2 separate regions of the Mus musculus genome follow, and region 1 is linked to region 2. Evidence: chromatin loops called from intact Hi-C (ENCODE). Cell type or tissue: left cerebral cortex. All regions are shown on one strand. Each heading gives the region's core, and the rest is flanking DNA. Links, peaks and the distances in the headings are about the cores only. Region 1 has its middle 6.5 kb from the start of Spata7. Region 2 overlaps Galc (galactosylceramidase).

What was found. A loop is a pair of places that touch in the nucleus more often than their neighbours do. Peaks named below come from ENCODE experiments on the same cell type or tissue, not always from the same donor. Only the 100,000 strongest peaks of a DNase experiment are listed, where the experiment ranks them.
Region 1: it touches region 2 in a loop (2.8-fold over the local background); 3 of 42 quality-filtered maps call a loop at or near these places.

The regions. Positions count from the first base shown.
Region 1 is chr12:98,615,313-98,627,996 of GRCm38, forward strand. No RefSeq gene overlaps it. Among named protein-coding and RNA genes, the nearest start is that of Spata7, 6.5 kb to the right of the region's middle. In left cerebral cortex, for the core only: a CTCF peak has its summit at 5,875; a DNase peak (open chromatin) is centred at 5,836.
Region 2 is chr12:98,202,888-98,215,571 of GRCm38, forward strand. Galc (galactosylceramidase) reads right to left here. Exons shown (of 17, transcript NM_008079.4): 13 at 11,446-11,596; 14 at 10,095-10,272; 15 at 5,824-5,987; 16 at 4,507-4,583; 17 at 1-1,200. The coding sequence ends at 1,054. Among named protein-coding and RNA genes, the nearest start is that of Galc, 50 kb to the right of the region's middle. In left cerebral cortex, for the core only: a CTCF peak has its summit at 9,779 (motif pointing right); DNase peaks (open chromatin) are centred at 5,962 and 9,792.

The sequences.
Region 1 (12,684 bases), core at 1,769-9,768, 410 kb after region 2:
AAAACTGGCAGGGCCAGAGGCATAACTCACTCAGCCAGAGGTATAGTTGAGGAGGGGTAAAATAATGTGTTTAAGGCTGTCTCCTCTTCCTCCTCTTCTTTCTCATCCTCTTTCTCATTGCCCCTCTCCTTCTCCTCCCTCTTTCCCACACAGAGCAAGGTAGCTGTCAGTAGCCCAGAACTCACAGCTCCTAGTTATAAAGAGAAGCTTCAGGGAGTAGCAGCAGCAATTATGTGCCGAGAAGGACGTGGATACTCTGGGGAAGTGGGATGCTTGCCTCTAGGGTCCTGAATGCACCTCAGTCCCTGTAGCCATCTAGCTGGGAGTGCTCTGCTAGACCAAGGACTCTGCCCCTTCCTGTGATAATCAATGGATAGGGAACAAGAAGGGCCTGGGAAGGACAGAAAGGGGAGCCCATATCATAAGGATCCGAGATGGGTCTCCTATTGGAAGCGAAGGGGGAAGACACTCTTCAGACAAACAGTATAAGTGCTCACAACAAACACCTTTCCTGTACTCAGCCAACTGTAAAAGAACCTCGAAGGTCGCTTCATAATAAAAAATTTAAATATGAACAGGAAATGTGTTTTGCACGGCCCTTGTTGCCAGGGCAACAGACACTGTAAAGCTCTTGTTTCTCAGTGCATGCCCCTTCCTCGTGTACCACAGACCACACACACACACTCCTTAGCACTAAGAGTGTTCTCTGAACACCAGTGTCCACTCCTCCTAAATTGTGTGTGTGTGTGTGTGTGTGTGTGTGTGTGTGTGTGTGTGTGTGTGTATGTGTGTGTGTGTGTGTGTGTGTGTATGTGTGTGTGAATATGGGTGCCTGTGGAAGCCAGAGGCCTTCCAATCCCTTAGAACTAGATTTACATGCAGTTGTATTCTGTCTGACTTGGGTGCTAGAAACCAGACTCAGGTCTTCCGCAAGAGCAGCAAGTGCCCTTCACCACAGAGTCCTCTCCAGCCCCTAAATCTTCACTCTTTAAAGAGCAGCATGCGTTATTCTCTGACATGACATGGGGGCGCCATGGAGTCCAGTTTCTCTCCCTCCCTTAAGTTGATTCCTTTGCTCTTGACCTAAAATGACTGCCACTTGTCTTAAGATGAAAAACAATTATTTCACCCTGGAAAAATATGCTCGCTTGCTTATTTATTTATTTATTTATTTATTTATGGGAAAGGCGAGAAAAAGTAACATCAATGGTTTCCATAAACTGAAACACTGCCATGTATTACTTCTGTAATAATTATGCACGAGGCACATGGTCTTTGGATCACATTTCCCTCAGAACGCGATGGGATTCTCTCTGATCCTCTTACATGCTCTCCAGTCATTCAGAGCTTTTAGCTGCTTCAAAAGGATCATCAGGAGTTGGATTCCTTCAGAGATCCTGCCAGAGTGGCAAGTGGCAGTCTACAACCATTAAGCGTAGACTGGAATCAACTTACTTTGAACCAGGCTCTGCTGCCATTGGCTGCCCGCGCTTAATGAAGGACCTGGTTTCTTCACCTGTAAAACACCATTATGCCCGTGAGACTGGCAGAAGGGACAGCACATATTCATGGTTCACAGAGAGCTTGGCTTGTCACAGTTTCCCTCTCCTGACGCTGACCCTGGTTGAAGACTCAAGTGCAGTAATTCATGAGAAAAGTAAATCTCGCTAGGTGTCCAGCAGGGTAATAGAAGTGAGACAGAGAAGAGAAGGAAGCCGAAGGAGAGGGGTTTTCTATTGAGTAAGTTACCACTGTCAGCAGATAGGATTCCATTCATCGGGGACCTCAGTCAACAGGAAAGAGCAGAGCGTATCCTTGCCAGGGTGTGAGCGAGCTCTGCAGTTTATCCTCGTCTGTGTAGTTCTTGTCCGAAGACTGTTAGAGCCTTAGCGAGTTAGTTCCTTGGCCCTCTGCCAGGCCCCAGAGGCCAGGTCTTTAGGACAGGCACGGTGGCATACATATTTAACCCCGGTGTTTGGGAGGCAGAGGCAGAAGGATCTCTGTGAGTCTGGCGCCAGACTGGTCTACACAGTAAGTTCCGGGGCTAGTCAATCCTACATAGTAAGATGCTGTTTCCAAATGAAAAATGTTACTTTAAATTATATTTTATCTCATTTATCAATGACAGTTTTTAGGACTGGTTTGTCTAAGGTGAAACACTTAGGCAAACTCACCTTCTCCATTTTGTGTGGCCATGAGTATTTATAAACATCACTTTTCTACTATTTGGGGAGCATGTGCTAAGGGAGTGAGCATGATTAATCAAGACACTGGGATCCTTTGTCTCGCTGCCCATTCACAGACTTAGTAAGCACTAAATCAGGAGCCAGGGAACCAGGTCTGTAGGATCACAATTTATCTTCTCCAGGATCCTTTTGATTTAGTGTTTTCTGGCTTCCTCCTAGCCCCTCCAAAAGCTTCTTTAAAAATGAAATTATGGACTGGAGAGATGGCTTGGTGGTGAAGAGCGCTCTTCCAGCGGATCCAGGTCCAGTTCCCAGCAATGGTGCTTCACAACCAGCAATAACCCACCCAGGGGGCCTCTTCTGACTTCCATGTGCAGCAGGCATGAATGTGATATGCATGTATAAATATATATGCTACACATATAACACATATATGCAGTAAAACAAATCCATACACATAAAAATAAACCTTAGAAAAGACAGCTTATTTTTTAAAGATTTATTTATTTATTTTATGTATATGAGTACACTGTAGCTGTACAGGTGGTTGTGAGCCTTCATGTGGTTGTTGGGAATTGAATTTAGGACCTCTGCTCTCTCCGGTCAACCCCACTCACTCTCTGCTTGCTCTGGCCCAAAGATTTATTTATTATTATAGATAAGCACACTGTAGCTGTCTTCAGACACACCAGAAGACGGCGTCAGATCTCATTACAGATGGTTGTGAGCCACCATGTGGTTGCTGGGAATTGAATTCAGGACCTTTGGATGAACAGTTGGTGATCTTACCTGCTGAGTCATTGTACCAGCCCAAAAAGACAATTTCATACTGGTGGATAATTTAGATTTTGCTTTAAAACACAAAGCATTAAGAATACTAATTGTTTTTTAATATTTATTTATTTATTTATTTATTTAATGTATATGAATACATTGTAGCTGTGCAGATGGTTGTAAACCATTATGTGGTTGCTGGGAATTGAGGATCTCTTGCTCCAGCCCAAAGATTTATTTATAATTATATATAAGTACACTGTAGCTGTCTTCAGACACACCAGAATAGGGTGCCAGATCTCATTACAGACCGTTGTGAGCCACCATGCGGTTGCTGGGATTTGAACTCAGGACCTTCGGAAGAGGGCGTCAGAATCTCATTACAGATGGTTGTGAGTCAGTGCTCTTAACTGCTGAGACAGCTCTCCAACCTCAAAAATGCTAATTGTTTACAGAAAAGAGTTTACAGCAAGGCAAGAGAGAAAATAAACTGAGTCAAATAAGAGACAGAATGATGTCTGAGGGGTCAAGGGTCACGCTCACCTCCACTCTCTAAGCTTGTTTGCTTAACCATTCTAAAGGAGTTACTTCTAAACAAATTGTTACATTTGGATATAAAATGGCCATAGGTCCCATAGGCTCATGTGTTTGATCAGCTAACTGATCTCCTCCTGGGGACATTGTTTTGGGAAGGTTGCATAAATTTTTGAACTTGGAACCTTGCTGGCAAACAGAACCACAGAACAGGACTTATGTGTTATAGCCTGGTCTAATTCCACAGAACAGGACTTATGCGTTATCGCCCGTCCAGTACCAGCCCAAGCCCTCTGTTTCTTCATGCAATAAGATATGGACAAGCAGCCTCAAGTTCCCATCGACGGGGCTGCAAGTTGCCAGGAACCTCACCATGCTTTTCTCGCTGTAATAGACTGCACCTCTCAACACATGAACCAGAATAAACCCTTTTTCCCTTAAGTTGCTTCTTGGAAGATATTTGGTTCAAGTGAATGAGAAATATAATCTCTAAATTCTTTTCTTAAGTGGAATTATCTGGCTAGATGAACAACTTGGTTGTAACTTTTGTTTTTCTCTTTGTGTGTGTTGTTGTTGTTGTTGTTGTTATGATCTGTTCTCAGGGGCAGTGCCATCTATAAACAGAGAGTGAGTGCCTTCAGTACAAATAATTGGCTCCTTAGGCTGGGTATCCTTCTAACTCATTGTGACAGTTGATTGGCAGGAGAAGAGTATATAAAATGTTCCTAGACTATAAGAACATGTTGCCTAGTAACCAACAAATGAGTGAGTTATCTTCATAGAGACTTGTTCTCTTAATTGAATGAAAATATTTGAAGAACACAGCTGGGAAGAAACAAAGACGGAGGGCTGTGACAATTATCAGTGGACCTGATGTTGAAATCTTGGCAGCCTTCACCAAAAGGTCAAAATGTGAATAAATGTGGTAACAAGAAGCCAGCCAAGCTGCCTACTGAAATACAGTCTTGTGCACTTTTCAAACACATGGGGCCATAAAACTGGATTGTGGCGATAAGCATATTAAGATGTGTAGGGAGAGATGGAGAGGAGGCTCAGCAGTGAGGAGTATCAGCTATTCTCTCAGAGGACCCATATGGTGGCTCATAGCTGTCTGTAACTCCAGTTCCAGGGCATCCAACATCATCCCCTTCTGGCCTGAACAGACACTGAACTTACACGGTGCACAAACATACACATAAAATAAAAGTAAAACTATTTTAAAGTGCAATCTAAGCACTATGGCAGTGTTTCTCGACCATCCTAATGCTGCGTTAATATAGTCCCTCATGTTGTGGTGACATCCCCCCCCCCCACACACAAACCATAAAATTATTTCATTGCTACTTCATAACTGTTATTTTGTTACTGTTATCAATTGTAATGTAAACACCAGCTCTTCAGGGAATCTGATATTCAACCCCCATGAATTATTTTTTGATGCCCCCCAAAGGGGTCACAACCCACAGGTTGAGAACCGCTGCAATGTGTGGTGGGTTGAATCTGTAATCTCAGAACTCAGAAGGTAAAGGCCCAAAAAAATATCATGAGCTAAAAGCCAATTTGGAGAAACCGTGTCTCGAAACAAATAAACAAAAACTAAGGGCCAGGTATATCTTAGCAATAGAGAGCTTGCTTGTCTAGAAAACATAAGACCCTGAAGTACGATGTTCAATATCTAATACCACAAAAATACATAAAACCCTATGTGGTTTCATAGCTCATGAGAGTGGTCAGGGACAAGAGTCTGTTTATGTTCGGGGATCAGTGTTCTCTATTGCTTAAGATAAGTCAGAATGATCACTTGAGGTCAGTAGATCTTATTATCACTGTTTGTATACCCGTATTCCCATTAGACGCATATTACTTCACAAAGAATTATAGACATTCCTACTGTCTCTTGCTTTAAACAATAAAATTAAGAAAAATCAAATTATAGGTTGACAATGATGGAGATTGTTTTTATGAGGACTTTTAGATCATAGCCTAAGCTTACCCTGCCCTTGAAAGAGAAGCTCTCCTTCTGCCTTTAACTATAACTGAAACAACCCAACCCAAGAGTCATTTCTTTTTTTTTTTAAAGATTTATTTATTTATTATATGTAAGTACACTGCAGCTGTCTTCAGACACTCCAGAAGAGGACATCAGATCTTGTTACAGATGGTTGTGAGCCACCATGTGGTTGCTGGGATTTGAACTCTGGACCTTCGGAAGAGAGCAGTCGGGTGCTCTTACCCACTGAGCCATCTCACCAGCCCGCCAAGAGTCATTTCTTACAGTGCTTGCACCTTACAGTCCCTGGGTAAGAGACCTGTGGGTTAATATTGCTTGCACATTGCTGATTTTTCTCACTCGGATGGCGCTTAAGCCTTTCCTAAAGCCCCCTCTAGTGACAAGCAGAGAATTAATCCATTTCAGATCAATACCCACACACTTTAAACTTACATTGTGTCCCTTGCCTTTTAAATGAATCACGTTGAGAAATGGCTTAAAGGGGTTGGGGGGAGCTCAGATTCCCCAGAAGTTTTCAGTCACTGAAACGTAAAGGACTTTGTACAGAACTGAGGCCACACAAAGCACCCACACATCTTTTCATTCTAAATGTTTGAGGACACACAGAGTGAGTGCTCGTGCATCTTTTCATTCTATATGTTTTTACTTGGCCCTGATGGATAATCCAAAAGGAGTCCATGATTTTCCTTCTTTTTGTCCTTTAGAACCTTCAGAATTAAGATATGTTAGTAGAGGGGCTGGAGAGATGGCTTAGTGGCTGAGAACACTGGCTGCTCTTCCAGAGGAACTGGGTTCAAATTCCAGCACCCACATGGCGGCTCACAACCATCTAAAACATCAGTCCCAAGGAATCTGAAGCCTTCTGGCCTCCATGGACACCAGGCATGCACATGGTGCACAGACAGACTCATTCACATTAGGAGAAAAAAAAAACACTAAAACTAAATAACATAAAACCTTCATGGTCAGGAGAGAAAGCTCAGCAGGCAAAGACACTTGCCACCAAGCCTGATAGCCCAACAGTGGGAGGAGAAAGCTGGCCCTCTAACTCCAACACACATGCTCTGATATGTGTGCACAGACATACATACATATATACATATGCACACATAAATAAATACAGTGTTATTTAAAATGTTAAATGTCATAATAATATTTTATAATAACTCAATAAAAGCAATGATAGAGCTTTGACCTTTTGTCTCTTGTGTCACTTTTCTGCATTCAGTGGATAATTTTCACTGACACTTCTAGGCACGTCCAGAGGTAAGCACCATTTTAGGAGCATTCTGTACTGTGAAATGTACTAGCTACAAAATAGAAATTAAGTGTACAATAATAAAGCATTAAAATAAAATGAACACAGACTACATGTTTTATTAGGTCAGATGGTACAGACTGTCTATACATAATTGTTTTTATTTATGTTACCACCCCAGAGGCTTAGAAATCATACAACTAGAGAGATCTAACTAAACCATTAAAATAAGAGAAGAGCAGGCTGGGGAGTTGATTGGCTCAGTAGTTAGAAGCATGTCTTGCTCTTACAAAGGGTTGGAGTTCGAGCCCAGTACGAACCACAACTGCCTGAAACTCTAGTTCTAGGAGACTCAAGTCCTCATCTGGACTCTGGAGACACACACAAGTGCAGTCACACACACACATAGACACACACAAATAAAAAATAAAGCAGAAAATTAAAAGCCACATTTTCAATAGAGAGAAGAAATAAGATAAAAAGTGGCCTAAGATAATATCAAAACCAAATCCAAATCATAATTTTGAGCATCTTTTCAACACATACACAATGAAACCATTGTCCTCCACTGGACAATTCACTCAAGAGGATCATATTTTTTTCCTAAACATGGATGTGTCAATTTCTGAATATGAATAACAGCAATCTACTACTAAAGTAATTTCTGAATGTGGAGTGATGCTGATACATCCAGCAAAGGGTCTTCAGAATCATGTCTCCTTCCCAGAGGTCAATATAACTAGTACTGATCCCAAGTGGAAAGGTCTCTTGGGAGCTTAACCCCGCAATAAGTTCAGACCAGCTATGTATGTGCCTGTGGTCAAGACTTGAATTGTCTCTGGGAAAAGGTGTTGTCTCTTGTTCACACACACAGAGTGAAACCCAAGAACAAGTTAAATTTCACTTGCAGTAATATGTTCATTGCAGAACTGGAAATTGACTGACCCTGTTGCATTCATTCTTGAAAGGACAGAACAACATTGAGGCTTTAAAGAGAAACACCAAACCGAGGATGGTTCTCAGAGAAAGTCAAACACCAGGGAATGCTAACTTCAAGGCCTTCTCCCATCTGCAGCCCTCCCCCAACCAGCCAGCCTCTTTCCTACTTCAAAGTAGAGTATGCTTTAACTTTCATTGGAACTAGGTTTCTCCATACAATATATTCTGATTACAGTTTCCTCTCCATTACTCCTCCCAGTTCTTCCTTGCCTCCTCTCCCATCCAGATTCACATAGACTTTTGGTCTCTTGTTGGAAAACAGGCATCTAAAGAATAATAGTAAAATACAATAAAACAGCTGGGCGTGGTGGCGCACGACGCCTTTGATCCCAGCACTCAGGAGGCAGAGGCAGGCAGATTTCTTGTAGTCTCCCCTCCCCCAGCCTGAAACCTGCTTGCTCAGGGGTGGAGCTTCCCGCTCAATCTTTCTGCCAAGCCTACTGCTGGAACCTGCCGCCTTGCTGTTCTGAAGCCATCACGTGATTACCCTGCTACTGGACTCCAAGATTATTTGGCGGGAATTGGGCCCCTACCCCTTCCTTTATAACGGAGTGCCGAAATAGTAAAAATTGAACCTTGAGCAGAGAGCTTTGTCTTGGTTCCTTCCTTATCTCGCGCAGCCCAGCCCCTCTTCTCCTCCAGGTTTCCAAAATGCCTTTCCAGGCTAGAACCCAGGTTGTGATCTACTGGCCAGACACAACAATTTCTAATTTCAAGGCCAGACTGGTCTACAAATTGAGTTCCAGGACAGCCAGGGCTATACAGAGAAACCCTGTCTCGAAAAAACAAAAACAAAAACAAAAAAAAAAAACAAAAACAAAAAACCAAAAACAATAAAACAAATCAAAAACGAACAAATGAGAATAATACAAAAACAAGAAAATTAGCCAAAGAAAAACCATAATAATAAAAAAAATACATGTAGAGATATACATGTTCACACACACAGGAATTCCATATTTAAAAAAAATACCCACAAAAATGGAAGCCATAATATATACCCAAAGGACCCAGGGCAGAATATTTTTATATTTTTATCTGCTTTGATAAGAGGAGCTCGCATGTCTTTCTAGTGACCCAAATCATTGTGTTGCCTTCTTCAGTTTGCCCTCTAAATTTCAGCTCTCGTCAAACTCAGCAAATGCTTACTGGAGGCCTATTATGCACAGTATTACAAGCAAGGTGGATTTTTAAGTTGCTAATGGTGTAATGAATGCCTTAGGGAATCTTAGAATTTTAAGTAACAATGAGTAGGAATAAAATTTTCTGCTTTCTACATACTACCCAATTCTGTCTTTTAAAAAAAAGATTTTATTTTTAACTGAGTATGTGTGGGTGTACACACATCAGTGAAGGAGTCATTGGAGGCCAAAGGTATCAGATGCCCTGAAGCTGAAGTTAATTGTGAGCTGCTGGATGTGGTAGCTGGGAACTGAGCTTGGATCCTCTGCAGGAGCAGTAGATGTTCTTGACCTCTGGCCCACAGCTGCAATCTCCCTTGGTCCCCTTACTCTGTATCATCCAAACTATTGTTGGAGACATAGAATCATCATATTTCAAGTGCAATTTTCTCTCCTCCCTATGTCTTAACATACCAGTATTCTGGGCATTGTCATAACTTGGATTCTGGTTTGTTTGGGTTTTTTTTTTTTCTAGTAAAATTCTTTTTTTTATTTTAAACAATTTTTATTAAATATTTTCTTCATTTACATTTCAAATGTTATCCCAAAAGTCCCCAATACCCTCTCCCTGCCCTCCTCCCCAACCCACCCTGTACTGGGGCATATCATCTTTGCAAGACCAAGGGCCTCTCCTCCCAATGATGGATGACTAGACCATCTTCTGCTACATATGCAGCTAGAGACATGAGCTCTGAGGGTACTGGTTAGTTCATATTGTTGTTCCACCTATAGGGTTACAGACCCCTTTAGCTCCTTGGGAACTTTCTCTAGCTCCTCCATTGGGGGCCCTGTGTTCCATCCAATAGATGACTGTGAGCATCCACTTCTGTATTTGCCAGACACTGACATAGCCTAACAAGAGACAGCTATATTAGGGTCCTGTCAGCAAAATCTTGCTGACATATGCAATAGTGTCTGCGTTTGGTGGCTGATTATGGGATCGATCCCCGGGTAGGGCAGTCTCTGGATGGTCCTTCCTTCCTTCCTTCCTTCTGTCTCAGCTCCAAACTTTGTCTCTGTAACTCCTTCCATGGGTATTTTGTTCCCCATTCTAAGGAGGAACGAAGTATCCACACTTTGGTCTTTCTTCTTGAGTTTCATGTGTTTTGCAAATTGTATCTTGGGTATTCTAAGTTTCTAGGCTAATATCCACTTATCAGTGAGTGCATATCATGTGTGTTCTTTTGTGATTGGGTTACCTCACTCAGGATGATAACCTCTAGATACATTTGCCTAAGAATTTCATAAATTCATTGTTTTTAATAGCTGAGTAGTACTCCTGTTTTTTTTTTCCCTCCTTTCATTGTTATAGGATTTCTGATTTACTTTCCTTAAGCCTAGCTCTCTTTATATTTGGCTCTTCTGAAACAGAAGTCTTAGAAAAGAAAACCCTGACACATGCAGAGTACCACATTTTCTTGGACAGGCAATGTCCATATCATAACACTTTTATATGCACGATTTCCAGCATCCCTTTCATTTACATAAACAGGGACCTGTGGCTCAGCCCGGCTTAAAATTTAATTCATGATCAAACTTGTAAGCTATCCTAGCTATCTTATTTCTATTGCTATGATAAAACACCTCCACCAAAAACAACTTAGGGATAAAATGGTTTATTTCAACTTACAATTTACAGTGTATCATGAAGGGAAGTCAGGACAGGAATTCAAGGCAGGAACCTAGAAGCTGACCCTGGAGGAACACTACTTACTAGCTTGCTCCTCAAGGCTTGCTCAATTTGCTTTTCTACACAATCCAAAGCCATATTACAAAATATTTTTTATTCATCTAATGTAGTTGTACTCTTGGAGGCTAACTGCTGGATAAACTCACCCTTGCTAGGTCTTTCTGAACTCCAGATGGCTGGTTTAACTCAGCTATTCTGGCTCAAACTCCTCCCTCACCAAGATGACTGATTCAAACTGGCTTCTCTCAGCTTCTCACTGAATTGCTCTGTTTGGCTTCAAACTAACTCTGGCAATTTATTCTAATCTTCTTGATCCTTCTCTGGCTTTACCTGCCTCTGTGGACCTGCACTGAACTGCATAAACTCACGAATGAACTCCAATCCACTTCACCACGCTCACTGCACTGACCCCAACTGACTGAATTTAACTACACTGACTCACTGACCTGCCCTTTCAAACATGCTCCTTCCTTCTGTAAACTAACCTTACTTTTATTGCTTGGGATTAAAGGGGTGTACTCAAGGTGTGTCTATTCCAGCCAGAGTAGCCATGTTGCTGGATTGAAATTCCTCTATATGAGCTGCCTAGAGATAGCACTGTCCACAGAGTTCTATAAACGAGCAGAACCCAACAGGATGTGTGTGTGTGTGTGTGTGTGTGTGTGTGTGTGTGTGTGTGTGTACTTATTAAGTCAGCTTACAAATAGCAAATACAGCTGAATTACAGCTGAGAGGCTGAGAACTCAGTAGTTTCTTCATCCTTGAGTGCCTCTGTAGTCAGAGTAACTCCCCCACCCCCACCCCCACCCCATGGTGCCCATCTCTCACTGGGGAGGCTGGCATAGTTGCTCTGTCCACAAGGCTGGATGCCTCAGCTGTCCTGATCTGGTGAAAAAAAAACCTGAAAGAGAGAGCTGCTGAACCTTAGATCCTGATAGAAAACTAAAAAGAACTGATTCTGGTGTGGAAGGATTCAACCACAGCAGCAGAAGAAAGCAACTTGAGGAAAGGACAAGCCAGAAGAGGTGAATTTCAGCCATGACCGTTTACATCTGGACTGCTAGTAGATGATAACACCTTCAATCAGAGTGGGTCTTCAAAATCAAAATTTATCTATTTATTTATTTATTTATTTATTTATTTATTTATTTAATGCATATGAGTACACCATTGCTCTCTTCAGATATACCAGAAGAGGACATCAGATCCCATTACAGATGGTTGTGAGCCAACATCTCAGGACCTCTGGAAGAGCAGTCAGTACTCTTACCCGCTGAGCCATCTCCCCAGCCCCTTCCAAATCATTTAAGGAAATCCGGAAAGCCTCCCTATTCTGGAGGTTCTAACTTTCACTAGGGTGCCATAAAAACCAACCATAATATCTAGACGCTCAAAGTTCAGCAAATCTGGCTCGGAATCCAGTATGCTTTCTGTGACTACAGAGGTTCTCAAATGGGATGTAGTTTCCTCCTCAGGCAACCTTTGGCAATACCTAGTGACATTTTTGGTTGCAATTAGGTTGCAATTAATGGGTTGTGGTCTTCTAGTGGGCAGAGCCCAGGAATACTGCTATATGATACCACAACAAGGACTTATCCATCCAGCCTAAAAGTTCAAGAACGGGTTGCTGAAAAGCCTAGCGGGACAGAATGCTTTCTGCACTCCCTCTACCCCGTTCTGCTCTTATTTCCATGGATACACAATTAACTACTGCAAAAATAAACAACTCGCAGAAAGCAGCGGAATACATCCACACTTTTCTCACTGCCTTCTTCCATTCAAAATGAACCGATCTTTGTGGCTTTAAAGATAAAGGGAGAGCGAGTGCAGGAGCTGAGGAACTCAGTAGGCAGAAAGGAAATTCACACTAATTGCAATGCTTACAATACAAACTTGGGGTTTGGGGCGGGGGGGGGGGGAGTAGCTGCATTAGATAACTGCTGTGTCAAAAGCGCTTGCGCTGCAAGCTTGGGGACTTGAGTTCGAATCACAGGCATCCAAGTTAAAAGTGCTGGCAGAAGCAGATATGACTCTCTTTCCGGACAGTTCAC
Region 2 (12,684 bases), core at 2,780-10,779:
ATAAAGAATTCCAGAGTTCACTTTACCCACATGGAGAACTGGTCTGTTTCTAAGAGTTACATTAATGTTACATAAATCATACTAATGAGAAACATGCTTAGCAACATTTAAATCTAAACCCTGGGAATATATTAAGTGCATCTATCCAAAAACATCAGGAGATGATCCAAATCTGTGAGCTAGTTAAACCCTCGGCGGTCCCTCCTGCCACACATTGACAGATGAAGGCATTCACCGGTGCTGGGCTGCGTTCAGAGCCCCTTGTGAGGACTCACTGCAAAAGGCACAAGAAATGAACAGGGAAGCAGTTAGATTCGCCTACGGCACCAGCTTATATGGGGGAAATGTGCTCAAGGCGGTTATAAGGGTGATAACATCTAAAAGTTGGATGTAAGATCGTTAAAAAGTACAAACAACCCAGTTAATCTGGTTGTTTTTTATTACTGCAGAAATGGCTTCAGTGTTAGTTTATTAATGAGGTAATTGTCAAATCATCCCACCATCATCTCACACAACTCCAAAAGTATCATCCTGGGGGGGGGGGGGAGGGCATGGGTGAGGGGAGGGGAGATGGAGGGAGAGGGAGAGACGACTGCACAGTGAAGTACTCGCTGTAGTGCTCATCAGTTTCCCCTTGAGCATCACCATCTTCTAAGGAAGCCTTGACTGAGGCGTGTGGCTAGGCTCACAAAAGCTCCTCTGTGGCCCCAGTTGCCTGCACGATCATTTACAAACAATGTGGAATGAGCTACCTTGGTATTAGTGCGAAGGCTGCAAGGGCAGAACCCGCCCAAGCACCCCTGAAGGATGGGACTGAACAACCGTGGGCCTTGAGAGCTACCACAGAGAGTGTCAAAGACTACCTGCATCCCCTCTGGAATCGGCTCTAAATAAACCTTTCACAGGATCCAGCAAAAATGCACCATGTCCCCTATTTACTCCTCATTATCGTTAGCCTCAAAGGCTCATATATAGATCCATCAAAATCAGAATTCGCCCTGAACCAAAATCAAAAATAGAAAATCCAAATCATGTCTTGACGCCCCGTGTGGACTAGCGAGCAGCTTCCACGCGAAAGTTGTCAAACTGCGCAAACTCGAAGGTGTGTGTTCCGATCGCAGCCCAGCCATGCCCTGGGTATTTCACACGGACGTTTTTCCATAGGATCGTGCCGTTCAACATACCAAAGGCGAAATAACCCTGCAGGAGAAAGAAATGTATCCCTTGAAAATGGAAATAATGCTCTGAAGTCTATTTAAGAATATGCCTCAGCTACTTAGTGGGACAAATGCCTTGTCTCCCTCATCGAAGGCCTAGAGCTGTAAAATACAATTGCAGGTGTTTCAGCAAAAGCCTGAAAACAAATTTTCAGCAACTTTTTTTTTTTCTGAAAGAAGTACCTCTGTTTAAAGTGTTGCCCAAATGCAGCCAGGCGTGGTAGCCCACACCTTTAATTCCAGCACTCGGGAGGCAGAGGCAGGTGGATTTCTGAGTTCGAGGCCAGCCTGGTCTACAGAGTGAGTTCCAGGACAGCCAGGGCTACACAGAGAAACCCTGTCTCGAAAAACCAAAAAAAAAAAAAAAAAAAAGAGTTGCCCAAATGCATGAGATCTCAGTATTTCCTGATGTTCTATCCAAAATCAAAACACAAAAATATGCCCATAATATTTTATAGTATTATGAAACTTCAGACAAAAGTCCATTAAAATAACTCAGTAGTTGCACATACTGGTACATTGACTAAGTGGAGAGATTCCTCCAGAGTTTGCTGGAGCCCAAATGCCTGCTACAAACTGCTATGTGTGTAAGGTCTAATTAAGGACTGTGCACTCAGTCAGGAGTTAGCCTTGAATTTACTCTCTTTGTCCCCATGAGGAGCATGTTACTACAGAGCCATATGGAACGCCTCCCCTTAGGTCAGAAGAGCAGTAGCCATGGGTTAAGCAGAAAAATGGGGCAAAGTGGAAAGAAGAGGGAAGTGTGTATGAAGTGTGATTGACTCGTAATGATGGAAAGAAATCAAGTATGTCTTTCTCAGCAAGTGGCCATTACGTTGCCCTCGCTATCTGGCTGGCACACAGTAAACTAAATTTCAACCTTTATTACCACTGCTGTAGTACACTGTGAGCACACACTCAAAAGTACACCAAGTCTGCAGCTAGCCATATAAAACAGGCTACTTTCAAAAGATAAAGACCTAGAGAGTCTTTATCAGGCCAAAACCCAACACAAATCTTCAGTCTCAAAATGATAGTACAGTGCTCTTTAATTTTACAGATGAAGACACTGAGGCCTGGGCTGATTAAAATTCCATGTCAAAGATTTCCCAGAGGAGCCAGGAACTGAATCCAAGCCACCTAATGCCCAATGTGAAGCCAGTGCCCCTGACTACACACCTGCCCAGTTGTCTCCGTCTCACAGCACTTCCTGGACATCCTCTGCCACTTCTAGGGCAGTAACTGTCAGCACCGGGTCATCAATGGACACACGGACACACACACGGACACACACACGGACACACACACACACACACATGGACACGGACACACACACACACACACACACACACACACACACACCATGTTAAACATAGTTTATCCCATGGGGCCACACTGCCTCCTGGGCCCACACCCCAGGCTCCAGGCAGCCTGGAGCCCCAGGTGCTCCTCTCACAAGGCCAGACCAGCAGCCTTTCATACCCAGCTTGCTCTCTGCCCCATTTACATCTACACTCAACCATCACTCAGTTCTCTAACTTCCCCAGTTAGAGAGGCAGAGCAGGGGGCTATTTTATCACACGACCCCAAACTTCTTCATAATGATGTGTGCACTCACGTCCAAGTTACTGAGTTGGAACAAAGCTCAAGCAAACAGTGGCCTCGGGGCCAAGCACCTACTTCTGCAGTGCACTTTCACTGGAATGCAGGCACACTAATCTTTCATCTCGTCTCCCATGGCTCTCTCCCATGGCTCTCTCCCATGGCTCTCTCACACTAACAGCAGAGGTGAAGAGGTACAGCACAGACCACATGGACCACAAAGCCCATCTACCTCCTGCCTGGCTTCTCCAAGTAAAATGTTTCCCCAGCCCTGAGAATCAACTCCTCATACAGCATGGCTGATCTTGAAGCTACATCATAGGGTGGAAGAAGTTAACTGATTTGCCCAGTCTCAAAAATCCGTTAGTGGCAGAACTGGACCTAGGAACAGACCTTTCAATGTTTCTCTCTTACCTACCTGGCACCATCATCAGGGCCAAGAAATTTTGGCTAGACAAGTCTTAGGATCCAGGAGAGATCCCGCCCCTGCTATCATTCCAGTCAGCACACATAATATTAAGCCAACCTTTAATGACTTAAGCCCAGAGCCATATATAGATTAATGCATCTTTCAACCATCATCAGAGAAGCCTCCTTTTGCAGCAGATGGTGATTAACACGAAGACCCAAATTGGTCTAGGTGCAGAGAATGAGAGACTTCTAAATGGTCTACCATAAATAGGATGCTATATCACATCTGGTCTTCCCAAGGCTCATGGATCATGGGTGGAAGAGGGGGCAGAGGGATTATAAGAGCCAGAGGCAGTGGGTGACTATAAGGAAAACTGTTCTCTGGACATAGCAGGGGAGATACACACATACACACACATACACACACACACACACACACATATGAAATCACAACAATTGTTGCACCACAAATGAGACCTGTGCAAGCTCAAGCCGGACAGAATCCACGCATGCCCAGCAGGGGTGGCTATGAAGTGGTGCAAATTATGTGCACTAGGAAGAGTATGGTCAAATAAACTACCTCACATCCCAACTCGGTCCTCAACTCTAACTAATAAACAACTTAAAATGAGAATTCTCATTTTCAGTGGTTGGATGGGAACACAGAGCAAATTTAAATTTGTTCTTTGAATCTCAATTTCAGTTTCTGCTTACAACCTAAACAGAAGCAGGAAGGGGCTGCTGCAGGAGAGGCACACATCGCAGATCGCACAGCATCCTTTGGGAAACACTCAGTATCTGCTTCATGATCAACCAAGGATGCTGCTGCTGCTGCTGCTGGCCAGATTCCCCTCATCCTGTGAACTCTCCTGTATCTCCTCTAATAATAAAAGTGTAGAAAACTGTGCTGAGACTTCAATGAGTCTAAACGATCAGAAGTAAGTTTCCATGACTCTGCATACTCCTGTAAGTTGTATTTAGACTCTTGATTCAAGAACACTGAGAACCACAATTCACTTGTTGACTTAACTGCTCACTCTTCAATTTAAAAGGCAAAAACAAAGTTAGAAAGGAAACACTGGTCTGAAAAGTAGACTCCTGATTCCCATGAGAGTCACTGCCATACACCTCCATGCTATGGGTGGATGTCTGGCGACTCCACATCAGACTCCCTCTTTTCACCATTTGTCACATCCTTCCATTTGTTTTATAACAGAAAATTCTAGAAAGTTACAGAAACATTTTATCTCCATCCTGTCTCATCAGCAAGACCCACCTTAATGCCTAAGGTGAGTGTGTACCATCGTTTAGCTGTAACGTCCGCATGTCCTGAAGCATACGTTATCCATCCACCTGTAACACAAAACGGATATCTCAACTGGCTTACTCTTAAGACCTAAATCCTATGTAGGATCAACAACCTAGGGAGGGTTGTAAGTGGCACCTATACTTAGTTAATGAAGCAATGCTCCTTCATTTCCAGATCTACAACTGACTTAAAAGGAAAATCCCTCGTTCAGCTACACACTACACAAGCATGTATTAAGATTCTATTCTACACCACAGGAATATGTACACTCACAGCAGAATGAATGAGATAAACCTTAAAACTAACTACAGTCTGTTATATTACCATCTAAGCCCATGGGTAACCTATATCTGGTTGGAGCAGCCTAAGACTGCAAAAGACTGCCAGTGAATGGATGTGCTCACATGAACAGCGTCGACTTAAAATAGACAGAGAATAAGCTAATTTTGCACATATGACATTTGGATGCTGGAAGAAACCTAGGAGCGGACACCAAACAGGTGATTTAAAACTACAACAATGGGGACTGAGCTGCAGACTGAAATCCCGAGTTCCGATTCCACCACTGACATGTTTTGGGGTTTCAGGGAAAATCAATTCACGTCTCTGGCTCTGCTTTGGATCAAAAACTCAGTGAGGTACGTCCTGGACGGGTAGCATCCTTACCACCTGTCACCTCCTTAATCCTTTACTTAACAGGGCTGGGGCAAAGAGCAGAAAACTATAGGACAGATTGGTTTGCAGGGGAGGGGATTAGACTAATACAGGAGTAAGTCAAGAGGCCGAGAATCAAGAAGTTACCACCACAGGGGCTTTGTCACTCCAGCCGTGCGAGCTAGGCGTAACTCAGTGTCAGCCCTGCACAGCAGCTTTTCTGCACAGGCCGGTGCTGCTGCGACATGGCAGTGAGGAGAGGCAAACTCTTTCCAAGTATCACGTATATTAGGGAAGAGGCGCTCTCCATCTGAAGAGGCTCCACTTGTTTTGACTTCTATGAGCACCAACATTCTAGTCTGAGTGTCTCCTCAGAGTGCTCTTCTCCCGTCACCCCTTCACCGGGTTCTCCACAAACCTTCCCCTCACATCACTGCGTGCCCCGAATGCCCTAAAGGCCTTTCTGCTGCTATTTTCTCATTTACTGAGATGCCCTTTTCCTTACAAATCAAATAGCTATGATTCTGAGCGGCTTAGTACTCGCCAGCACATGTTGAAATTCATCCCAGAAGACACAGACACTTAGACAGGCTCAAAATAAGTTGTGACACGTGAAAACATGTCATTTACCCAGGTCAGCTGTGACTCTGTAAGAGCCATTTGCAAAAATCCAGAAAAAGACTCCTGTAGCACTTCTAATCAAGATTCCACCTTTATTCACTCTTCCAGCAATGAATACGCCGCCGCTCCGAGGGGTCTCTATATAAACATCGCACTGCACAGTCATGTTGGTCCTGCAGAATGAAAGCGGCAGTTACATCACCCTCGTCAGCTACGCTATGATCCAGTACCGGCATGGCCAAGCCTCCAGTCTTCAGTTGAGAGACTGACACGCTACACCCTAAGCTCGTAGCAAGGATGGGCTTCAAGAATGCACACTGATGACTGTTTTAAGTTTAACAAGCTTAAATTAATCAACTTTGTTGATTCTTTTAGTGGGTTGCTGGACAATATTTATAAGCTTTAAGCATGTTTAATAGCATGTTTCTTGTCTGGATATACTAAAACACTTGGTCATTCTGCAAGTGTGACATTGAAAGGAAACATTTCTACGCTGCATAAAGGTGGCTTTCAGTGACTGTGAACAGAAAGGTTTACTTACATTTCCACCAGCAGAGAAAATGCAGGCCATAAAGAGATAGTTGCAGAACTCAGGCTACTTTGAGACTAGAGTATAATTTATACCTATCAAGATTTAAAAATGCCTGAATAAAGATCTAACTCAATTCTGACTCTAACATGACAGTCAGTTTGGAGGCTACAGCTAAGACTCCGAAGTTAAGGGCACTGACTGCCTTTCCAGAGGACCCTGGTTTGATTCCCAGCACTCGAGGAGCCTTACAATGGCCTAAAACTCCAGTTTCAGGAGATCTGCTGCCTTGTATGGACTCTGCCAGGTCTGCACACACATGGCATACAGACACATACATGAGGGAAAAACACCCATATTCATAAAAAATAAATTCAAAACATGTGAAGATAGTATTTTGTTCTGATTCTGCAGCAAGACCTCTGGAATCTAATGGGATGCTGGGTAACCCAGCCTGATGGCGCCGTCCCCCAGCGCCTAATTCACTAAGTCTGAGGTGGGCCCTGAATATTCCCATCTCAACTTCCCAGATGATCTGAGGATGCTGGTGCACAAACCTCATTTTGAGAAGTGTGTTACACTGCACAGGCTGTCTGCCTGATACCTTTACAGACGCAGTAAAGCACTGTGCATAGGTTCACTGGTCCACAGGGATGGTCTGCCACACAGGAACCACCACAGCCTTTACAGTAAGCTCTCCTCCCGGCTGCTTTCCGCTTAAAGATGTTCCCGGGTACAGCCCTTTCCTCCTGAGACAATACTATCACTCCCTGTAAGCAACCACTTCATACTCAGCATGTAACCGCAAATAGGGAAGGCATGCACATCCTGTCAAGTAACAAATCCTACAATTTATCTAAAGTAAGACAAGGACACCAAGACATCTGTTCTGGACATGAGGCAGGGGGATAATGGATCCTTACGTCTCCTTTACGTTCCTCAAAGTTTCTTAAGAGAATTGTGTACAGCTGAACCCTATCTTATAGGAGTGGGGGAGAGAGAGGGAGAGAGAGAACACACATGTAATAGAGAATTCAGCTGTGAGCAAGAGGAGGTTATTTTGTGGAGATCTTCAGATCACAACCAAAGCTTACAAAGAGACAGAAATCTCTTTACATATCTCTTCAGCAAAGCCCGTCCTTCCTGCTCAAATTACCATACTGGTTCTCATCAGGATCTAGGGCTGAGGCAGGGCTCTGAGGCACACACAGCAGTGCTGAGGCCTGACTGCCTTACTAAAGCAGCGCTGCACACAACTGATCTTTCCCTGTCTCCCTCTGAGGAAGAAGACTGGCCGATTAAAGCAAGGCTTCCGGCAGACACAGGCCAGGTCCCAGTTCTGCCATTTACATGGAATGGAATTGTGGGTAATGGAAGTGTGGGTAATGGAAGTGTGGGTAATGGAATCGTGGGTGTTATCTCATTGCAGAACTCCCTTTCCCAATCTACAAGTTGAGCATGATGCATCTGCCATCAGGGGTTGACCACTTCCCTCACCAGCCCACAGTCGCAGGCATGGTGTCTCTGTGGCTCTCTGAACAAATCTCGCTGCTGGAATAGAGGATATAACATTCGAATATAAAACAGGATAAACCCAAAACACCAAATCACATGGAAATTAGGCAAAAAGGTGTTAGTGCAGGGGAGTTTCTGGGTGCCCTGAGCAGAAAAGCATGCTGGAAATACCCAACAGTGGGGAGAGGGAACTTCCACCTCCAGCAGAAAGGCAGGGCATCAAATAGAGGGATGGGGTTGCCATCCCACACGCAGAAACTCTGACCCAGAATTGTTCCTGTCTAAAAGAACCACAGGGACAAAAATGGAGAAGAGCCTGAGGGTAAGGAGGTCCAACTTGGGATCCATCTCAAGGGAGGCTCCAAGGCCTGACACTATTACTGATGCTATGGTGAGCTCACAGACAGGAGCCTAGCATGGCAGCCCTCCAAGAGAGGCCCAACAAGCGGCTGACTGAGACAGAAGCAGATACTTACACCCAACCACTGGAGTGATGTCAGGGAGCCCTGTGGCTGAATTAGGGAAAGGCTGGAAGAAGCTGAGGAGGAGGGTGACCCAATAGGAAGACCAGCAGTCTCACCTAACCCAGACCCCTAGGATCTCTCAGACACTGAGCCACCAAAAAGGCAGCATACAGGAGCTGATATGAGGCCCCCAACACATATACAGCCGAGGAGTGCCAGGTATGGACTCAGTGAGAGAAGACATGCCTAACCCTCAAGAGATTTGAGGCCCCAGGAAGTGGGGAGGCCTGGGGTAGGGGAAGGGGGGAGAAACCATCTTCTTGGAGACAAGGAGCAGAAGGAGGAATGAGATGAGGAACTGTGGGACGGTAGACAGGGAGGAGATAACAAGTGGACTGTAAAAAAAAAAAATAAAAGTAATAAAAAAAAAAGTAAAGCTTGTCTACTTAATTTTTTTTAAAGGAGAAAAACTGTATTTTGGCAGAAAGTTTCAGACAGACTTCAGCCCATTGATGTAGGAAAGCCTTTGTGGAGAGACTCCCTGGTGGCAATGGCTTCTCACATGGATAAAGAGGGGAAAAAAGCTACAACCCAAAACAGAGGCCACCCATTCAGCAATACATCACTTTCCAAACGCTCCATTACTTCCATAAACAGACTAGGCACCTTGTAGGGGACATTTCAAATACAAGCTGAAGCAGCCACCATCTCTGTGCACTTTCCTCTCAGTGTAGATCTATATCCTTAACACTTCTGCTAACAATGCAAAGTATGTTCATTGTCTCATGCCATTCATTCAAAGCAACCATCGTTTTCATCCTACTATAGAAAAAGTCCACTTGGCATCCTCAGTTTGATTTTGGAATAAAACTTCAAACTTTTTTATAATTATAGACTTTTACACACGAGCAATATTGCATATGGGGGACCATTGGGACAATCTTTCCTTAGCTTCTCCCTTTTTTTTTGGCATATGTCTTTAAATTTATTTTCTTTCTTTTTTAATTAGGTATTTTCTTTATTTACATTTCAAATGTTATCCCCTTTCCTGGTTTCCCCTCCAAAAACCCCCTAGCCCCTTCCCCTACCCCCTGCTCCCCAACCCACCCACTCCAGCTTCCTGGCCCAGGCATTCCCCTACAATGGGGCATAGAACCTTCACAGGACCAAGGGCCTCTCCTCCCATTGATGACCGACTAGGCCATCCTCTGCTACATATGCAGCTAGAGCCATGAGTCCCACCATGTGTACTCTTTGGTTGGTGGTTTAGTCCCTGGGAGCTCTGGGGGTACTGGTTAGTTCATATTGTTGTTCCTCATTTGGGGCTGCAAACCCTTCAGCTCCTTGGATCCTTTCTCTAACTCCTCCATTAGGGACCCTGTGGTTGGCTGCAAGCATCTACCTCTGTATTTGTCAGGCACCCTACACCAGCTAAGGCAGTGTAATTCTACTGTTTGTCCAGCAGGTGGCAACACCAGCTTAACAAATCAAATCTGGTAAAACACTTCACAAAGCCTGCAAATAAATATTAACCTATAATCAGGTCCAGAAATCCTCAATTTTCCCATTAAAGTTGGATTTCTCTGACCGCAATTATCTTCAAACTGGCATAATCTAAAGGGAGGACATGGAAGCTAATTTGATCACTTGAGGTCACATAATTCTGACCCACCACCTATTAGGTTCTTGACAGGAGACGGCCTATTGGAATCCCTTCACTCAGAATGTACCCCAAATCGCAAGCGTATACACTGAGGGCATCTCTCACACACCAGTGGTGATCGCCTATAACACTGATTGTGCTGGAAGCGTCTGCAGCCCAGGTAATAGGTCGTTGGTTGAGAACTTGGCGCAGCGTGAAGCGGTGCTCACGGTCTTCATTATTCATGTAGTACTCAAACACGCCAGTCTGATCAGCAAAATTCGGAGCTTCACTAAAAAGTGGGTACTCTGTTCAGAACACAAAAAGTAAGTCCTCCACTTAGTATCTCAGCGGCTGATTAGCAAGCCCTTACCAGATCTCTCCTTTCTGATATCGGTGATACACTGTGAAATACTTGACTAATTTATAAAACATAATACTTAGAAACAAAGTTTAGGGTGTGTGTGTGTGTGTGTGTGTGATGTATTTGGAAATATATCCAAATAATTGACCAGATGCCTGTACTAGAGCCAATCAGCTGAAAGTTCATGTCCTGTCATGGACTGCGAGAGCCAGCAGTGAGTGGCAGAGTCCCCTTGTTGGGTGCAACAAGCGGGGCTGGCCCCTGCACGGGGTACGGTACGTCACACTGGCAATGCTAATCCTCTGCGTGCTGCTTTTCTACAGTTGTCAACTCTGAGGACCCAGCAAGAACAGAGCTACCTGACTCTTCTCTGAAACCTTCAATCCCACCAAATGCTGTTCTTGCTGGGTCCTCTGAGATGCAAACACAATGCGCATGCCTTCTGTTTTCATATGGTTTCCCCCAGTTACCTACCCATCAAGGCTTTTCTAATCACTTTACAGCAGATCCCCCTAAAGACCTGAGAGCTAGACTATAACCCCCCAGTAAACAATGAGTTGGAGCCCCTCATTACATCATAACTGTGTTAGGCACTCAAGTCCCTCGTACTAAGATACATAAGGTGGTTTAGCCTCCACATGCCTCCAGGACGGCAGCACCTAGCTATACACCCTAAGTTTCACCCAGAACAACTTAGAATTATAACTTTCATTCTCACAATGACTTCTGCATTTCTTCTGGAACTGAAAAACAAAAATCCACATCAAAGAACTAGAAACACTAGCTACCTTTGAACCAAATAAAACGCGGAAGCAGTGCTTCTCAACCTGTGGGTCGCGACCCCTCTGGGGTTTCAAACAAACTGGACATCCTATTTATCAGATATTTGTATTATAATTCATAGCAGTAGCAAAATTACAGTTATGAAGTAGCCATGAAAATAATGTCGTGGTTGGGGGTCACCACAGCATGAGGAACTGGATTAAAGCATTGCAGCATCAGGAAGGCTGAGAGCCACTGCTCCAAGGGCTACTCTCCGTCCAGTCTGACAAGAAGAAGCCCTGCCCTACGTCTACAGAAGGTGGATGACAGGTCGCGCCTGGCTAAGACTGCTTACCAACATTGAAATCATCCTTGTAGTTGGTTGGGAAGGGCTTCGAGCTGGGAGGGGGAGGGTAGCTGCCTTTGCGACCTGTGGTCAGAGTGGTGAGCGTAAATATCTCGTCCTCCTCCAGTTCCAGTGTGAAACTGCCGCTGCCGTCAAGGAGCTGAAAGAGAAGACAGCCCCACGTTCAAGGACAGGTGCTGGGGAGCGGTAAAAGAAATAAGCGTGAACAGCCATTCTGTTAGGACCTCCTAAACACGTGAGGAAGACCAGAAATAAGTACCCAGGCCCTTGACAACTTTAAGGGTATTTTAGAAGTGTATAAATAATATTTTATAGAATTTCACCAGATGGGGGGTGCCAATGACAAGATACCTGAAGGTCTATCTGTCACCCTACTCTTCCATTACACTGTAAGCTCTCTAAAGCTTGGGTACATTCAATTAATGTAACTCAGCAGCCTGCTTGCTTCTTTCAGAGCCTTGCTAAAGAAAAGAACCCACAAAGCCCACAGACACCTCAAGAAACATCTTACAATAAGAAATAAAACTTAAAATCTGTTCATCGTATAGTCAGTTCAGATTTCAATTAGTAGGCTGACTCTGTGTCACAGTTAGCCTTCTTGAAGCTAACAATACACTGAGAATTAAACCACATGTTTATAAAGGTCTTGCTTAGTTCACCTCGAAGTGTGGCCCCGGGGAAATACTCCCTAGAGCATAGTCCTGTAATAAGCGTAGCCCTCTGGAGCCGTTTGAATCCCCACATAACTAATGTGGGCTTGAGCTCAAACCTCCTTTGAAACTTTAATGAGTTTTATCTACACTGAATTAAAGGGTTTAGCATCGTATCATTGCTTTAAGGGTAAATAGATGCAGAACCATGAATATCTGATGCCACATTCTGCCTCAGGATTAACAATATTCCTATGCAGGAGATCAATTTGATTATGTTATTTCTAGCAAACTATTATACAAGTACAGAGTGGCCTAATGGGCATGTAACCATTGATATTGACTAGCTAACTATAACATTAATCATTATTAAAAATCCATCAGATTAAGTCAAATAGATGATGTAATTAACCTATTTTCTGGGGCCTCTTTATTCTTGGAAATCTTTCCTGAGAAGTCACCCAGTTCCAAGCACCATAAACCCCTGGACTAAAAGCAAAATAAGGCAAATCCCCAACCTCCAGGACAGCAAAGTGGTGGGGAGCCTGTGATGAGACCCACAGAGCCCGACACTGGG